2 separate regions of the Mus musculus genome follow, and region 2 is linked to region 1. A link is a contact called in ENCODE Hi-C or POLR2A ChIA-PET data. All regions are on one chromosome and are shown on one strand. Each heading gives the region's core, a stretch centred on a gene start or an enhancer-like site at or near the end of the contact. The rest is flanking DNA. Distances are from core to core; before and after follow the strand shown. Region 1 holds the start of 4930517M08Rik (RIKEN cDNA 4930517M08 gene). Region 2 holds the start of Arid1b (AT rich interactive domain 1B (SWI-like)).

Region 1 (2,700 bases), core at 140-2,639:
TTGCTGTGTAGGCCTGTCTGGCTTTGAACTCTTAACTTTCCTGCCTCTGCCTCCCAAGTGCTGAGCTCACAGGCACTCGCCACCATGCCTGGTTTGGGAGCTTCTTTCTGAGAGAAGACTCCCTGCTAAATGAATATGACCTCAGACTTGTGGTGGGACATTTCTGATCATAAGGAAGATATGCGGAAAGCAGGTGCTAGGTTTGGGGACCTTCCCTGGAGATAATGGATTTATTATGTTATAAAGTGCTGGGTGTGGTGGCGCATGCCTTTAATCCCTGCACTTGGGAGGCAGAGGCAGGCAGATCTCTGAGTTCGAGGCCAGCCTGGTCTACAGAGTGAGTTCCAGGACAGCCAAGGCTACACAGAGAAACCCTGTCTCGGAAAAAAGAAAAAAAAAAAAAACCCAATAAAGTGCTTTCCCTTACTGGCCTGGTTTCCATTTAGTTTTCCATATTTCCTTCTGTGTTGAAATGTGAAGGATGGAGTGACGGGCCTGTGTTTTTCCTCTTCCACTCTGCCTGCCTTCTAGAACACAGAATGTAAATAGTTTTGTTGTTTGGACAAGTATTAAGACTTAGTAAATATTTTATCAATACCATATACGCTCACTGGGGATGGATGGTAAACAGATCTGTCTGGGCCCACAGAAGACAAGGTGCCAATTCTTGACTCTGGAAGCAGATGCTTCCGTCTGCCCAAGGTTGCCACCTGCCTTATTTCTGGGAGCTTCTTTCTGGGAGTCACCTCTCTTCTACTATTGGAATAGGAATTGTATCTGTGCTCTGCCTCAGATGAGGTGACAAGCTTCCTAGGTGACTAGGCCAAGGTGACTTAAAGCTTGAGTTAAGGTCAGAGGTCCTATGTTAGAAATAGCAGTTATTTTGGTGCCACTTGGTAAACAGTGTTGATAGCAGCCTATCTTCTACCTGATACTAACCTACAGGGTGTTCAAACAAATGGCCTCTTTGCGATTCTCATCAAAATCATTCTAAAAACAAGTTGCCAGAGTACTCGAATTTCAGAACAAAGGTTATAAAAGATACCTTAATCTTTTCTAAATAATTTACTGTGGCCCTTCTGCTTGCCATTCAGTCTCCTGGCTATATTCCAGGGTGCTAACCTAGGGCTTGGATCTTTACATTTTAAATTACTTCATTTACCTGCCACAGGTGAATCCCTGCCCCCTCCACCTTCTACCCTCTTGTTATTCCCCCACTTCTGTCCTCTCTCCTCTTCTTTCCCTCCCTACCTTTTCAGGCAAAGTCTTGCTTAGTAGTTCAGACTGGCCTTGAACTCAGATCCTCTGGAGCACTGGAATTACAGGGTGCATGCTCATGCCTAGCACAGTTCTGGTTTTGTTTTTTTCTCTGAAAATGTTTCTTAGGCCCTTGCCATATTTGAGGCAGTGAGGTCACAAGGATGATGACCTCTAGATGACCTCTGCCCTCAGGCAGTCCTGTCACTATGAGGAGCTGACATATTAAGACTCATGTTCATTTCAAAGTTACAGGTGGGACACACAAGTAGTTGGAGGTTTTACATGGAGGGACTTAGGTTCAATCTAAAAGATTCCTGTGTTTTGAATGTGGGCAATATCTTTAATAGTCCCACATGCAATCTTGAGAGGTTCCTTGGACTTGTAAGAGGTGATGTCTAAGAGGTTCTTGTGTCTTACGGATATGACTTCAAAGGCTTGTTATGTGTTCCTGGTAGCCTGCTAACACAGAATCCCTGTCATTATGTCTGGTGACCTCACTGGAGTGGTGTAGTGCTCCATTTTAAATAGAACCTTCTGCATTTTAAGCTGTGGATGTGTTTTCTCTGTCTAGGTTATCCTTGCTCTTGTGATGTGAAAGGAGAGCTGACTAATATAAGAATGAACGAGTGGTTTGTTATAATCTTGATCTTCTCTCTCCCCTCAAAGACTCATGTGTTCAAGGTTTAATCATCTGCCTGTGGCACTATGGTGGGGTTCTAGAAGCTGCAGGAAGTGGGTCCTTAGGAAAGGAAGTGAGGTCAATGGGGACACACCCTTAAAAGGGGGGTACTGACATTGCATGCCTTGCTTTGCTTCTCGGCTGCCTGGAGGTGAGTGCTTTCCTCTGCTGATCCTTTCCCTTCACTGTGGTACAGTGCCTCTTTACAGGTTCCCAAACCACAGGGCCAGGCAACCTTGGACTGAATCCCCTGAAATCAGTGGGTCAAACAGGTCTTTGCTCTTTTGAGTGATTTAGCTCAGGAACTAAAGCACAGCAAGGGAGTGCTGACTGGTAGTTGGCCTATGAGTAGCAACAGCAGAGGAGGGAATCCCGGGTTCTAACTAGCATTTGAAAAGGAAAGTGAAAATCACACCTTCTGAAAGTGGCAGGGCTGGAGTGTGGGTGGAGGCGGTAGTCTGTAAGTTCTAGGAGCTGAGACTGGGAATTAGTCGCCTGTCCTCAAAATGCAAATGTGTTCTGTGCCCCTGTGTCCAGCCACCTGCCTGTTTCCATTTCCTTCCTACTGTTATAGCAAGTCCTTCCTCTTTGATTGCCTGTGCATCTAGCTCAACAAATACAACAGAATAATATTCCAAAGAATTATATTCAGGTTCTAAGGGAAGTTTTCTTCTAGAAACTAAGTTTGAAGGCTTCAGGAGTCTGTGTAGACCTCCTAACTTTTGCTCACATTTTGTATGATCAAGTGTGGCAGAAAGGAG
Region 2 (2,700 bases), core at 3-2,502, 360 kb before region 1:
CCGCCTGGGACTGGGGCTGCGACGGCGGCGGCGGCGCGCTGGAGCTGCTGTAGTCGGGGTAGCTACCGCCGTAGCTCCTCATCATGGGGCTGGGTGAGGTGAGCAGCTGGTTGAGGGTCGGTGTAGCCCCCGACGGGTGCTGGTTCTGGCCGGCGAAGCGCTGGAAGCCCCCCGCCGCCGCCGCCGCGCCGGCGGCCGCCTTGCTGAGGCTCGCGGCCCCGCCGCCCCCGGGGCCCATCATCATGCCGCCGCCCTGCTGCCGCGGGGAGCTCAGCACCCCGTACCCCGAGGACGAGCTCCCATAGCCGCCGCCACCGCCTCCTCCTGCTGCTGCTGCTGCTGCCGCCGCCGCCGCGGCCGCCGCCGCCACAGCTCCGGCTCCTGCTGCCGCTGCCGCTGCTCCTCCTGCTCCTCCTGCTCCTCCTCCTCCTCCACCTCCTCCGCTGCCTCCTCCTCCTCCGCCGCCGCCGCCGCCGCCGCCCGCGCCGGGCCGGCTGTAGCCCGGATAATGGTTGTACTGGCTGTTGGGGTACCCTTCGTGGGAGTTCTGCAGGGGGTCCATGCTGCTGGGGGCCCCGGCGGCGGCAGAGGCGGAGTGCATCATCCCCATCCCGGGGCTTTGTTGTCCGCCATGTTGATCAAAGCAAGGCCCAGCGCGGCCGCCGGGGCCGCCGCTAGCAGGGGCAGCGCTGCCATAGTAATTATTAAACTCCGAGACGGCCGCTGGGCCGCCGCCGCCCCCGGGCACGGCGACCGGCGCGGGCTGCTGCTGCGCGCCCAGGCCCGGGTGCTCATAGCGGCTGCCCGCCGGCTCCCCCATCTTGGGCGGCGCGTCGTCCTCGTCGCCCGGTTTGCTCAGCAGAGGCTGGCCCTGCGGGTCAGCCTGATTGCCCGCGACACTGTCCTTGGCGCCTCCATGTTGCGGCTGCTCCATGTCCGGGCCGGGCTGAGGCGCGCCGCCGCCCGCACCGCCCAGGCTGTTGTTGGCAGTGGGATGCTGCTGCTGCGGCGGTGGCGGCGGCTGCTGCTGCTGTGGCTGCGGCGGCTGCGGCTGCTGGAACTGGTTTAGCTGCTGCTGTAGTGCGTGGTGGTGGTGGAGGTGGTGGAGGTGGTGGGCATGGTGGTGGTGGTGGTGGTGGGCATGGTGGTGGTGGTGCTGCTGATGGGGCGGTGCAGCGGGGGCCTCGCCAACGGCTTTCAGTTTGTGGTTGGGGAGCAGCCCGGTCTCCATGGTCGAGCCGGGGCCCGCCGAGGAGGAAGAGGCCGCGACGGCGGCGGAGGAGGACAGCGCGGCGGCGCTTCCACCCTCCTTGAGAGCCGCCTCGGAGCGGCCGCTCTGCGCGCTGTTGGAGCTGGCGGCCGCCGCGGCGCTCGCGCTATGGGCCATGTTCAGGTCGTGACGGGGGTGCAGGGGGTGGTGGTGCACATTATTCAGGCCGCCGTCGCCGCCCCCCAGGATGGGGCCCGGAGCCGCCACCGCGCCGCGCGCGCCCGTCTCCAGGTCCCGGGCCCCGGGCGCCGGCCGCGGCCCCGAGGGCGCCCGCCGCTCGCCGCTGCCCGCCCGCGCCCGCGCCGCCGCTGCTGCCCGCGCGGCCATGATCGCCGCGGCGTGGCGCGGCCGGGCGGGGTGGGGGGAGACAATGTCCCCACTCGCAGCCGGCCGCCCCTCCTGCGCGCATCCACGCGGCCCGCGGGGAAGCGCGGTGCCCTCCCCACCCCACCCCCCGCAGCCCCGGGCCGCCCGCCGGGGGCGCGCCTTTGCGCTCGGGGGCTCGCGCCCGCTACGGCCTGAACGGGCGGAAAGTTTTTTAGTTCCGCTTGCAATGAAACTTTTCTCTCTCCCTCCCTCACTCTCGCTCGCTCTCTCTCTCTCTCTTTTTCCCCCCTCTCTAACCCGGATATGGGGGGGGGGGGGAAATGCACGACTTGCCTGAGCCTAATCGGGCCCAGCGCGGCGTGAGGGAGCCGAGCGAGCCGGAGCAACTATTATCCGCTTCTCTCCGAGGGCTGCTGCGCACTCGCAAAACGCGGACTGGACTCGGCCCCGGGCGCCGCCGCTGAGCGCACGTTCGCCCGCCAGCTCGCCCCGCTCACCCGGCTGGTCTCGCCCGGCCTGGCGCGGAGGGCCCGGCCCGGGGGAGCGAGGGGAGGGGGGGGGGAACCGGCTGCCGGCGCTCGGGGCCCGAAGCTGCTCGGTCCCCTCGTGCCTCCGGTCTCCCTGCCAACCCGCGCGCGGCCCTGTGTTTGTTTTCACGTCTAAAGGGAGCGGTACGAAGGTGGAAAACGAGTCTGAAGAGCAGACAAAAGAGGGAGAAGGGGCTGGGAAGCAAAGTTGTCTGTTGGGCCTCAGAGGTGGCGAGGAGCCGGTGGAGAAGAGAAACACTCAGGCAGGCCGGGCAAAAGCACTCGGTCTCTCTCAGGAGTTATGTAATTTTTCACAACCTTGGCCTCTGCGCCTGAATTTCAGGCCATCGGCTTAATTCCCACAACTTCATCCAACTGAGAAATTATGAAAGACTTAAGTGAAGGTTAAGCAGCAAAGACTGCTGTGCCGTGTACACAGCAGGCACTCAATAATTGCTTATGATTCACCACTCCGATCTAAGGTGGTGTTTATATAACTCTTTTTAAAGGCACCGGAAGTAGGTATGAAAACTCCTAGCGTTCCCCATGGAGTATTTTTCTTATAATGCGTTTGGG

What was found. A loop is a pair of places that touch in the nucleus more often than their neighbours do. ChIA-PET counts read pairs that join two places held with the same protein, here RNA polymerase II (POLR2A).
Region 2: a loop to region 1 is called in a map of Patski, with 2.5 times the contacts of the local background. The contact joins the promoter of Arid1b here to the promoter of 4930517M08Rik in region 1. A Hi-C loop is called at or near these places in 1 of 37 maps with a recorded cell type or tissue (Patski). POLR2A ChIA-PET finds 5 or more read pairs at or near these places in 1 of 5 experiments (Patski).

What each region holds. Positions count from the first base shown.
Region 1 is chr17:4,633,669-4,636,368 of GRCm38, reverse strand. It overlaps 4930517M08Rik (RIKEN cDNA 4930517M08 gene), which reads right to left and starts at 1,389. Exons shown (of 3, transcript NR_130984.1): 1 at 1,252-1,389; 2 at 428-524.
Region 2 is chr17:4,993,626-4,996,325 of GRCm38, reverse strand. Arid1b (AT rich interactive domain 1B (SWI-like)) reads right to left here and starts at 1,252. Exons shown (of 20, transcript NM_001085355.1): 1 at 1-1,252. The coding sequence starts at 1,231.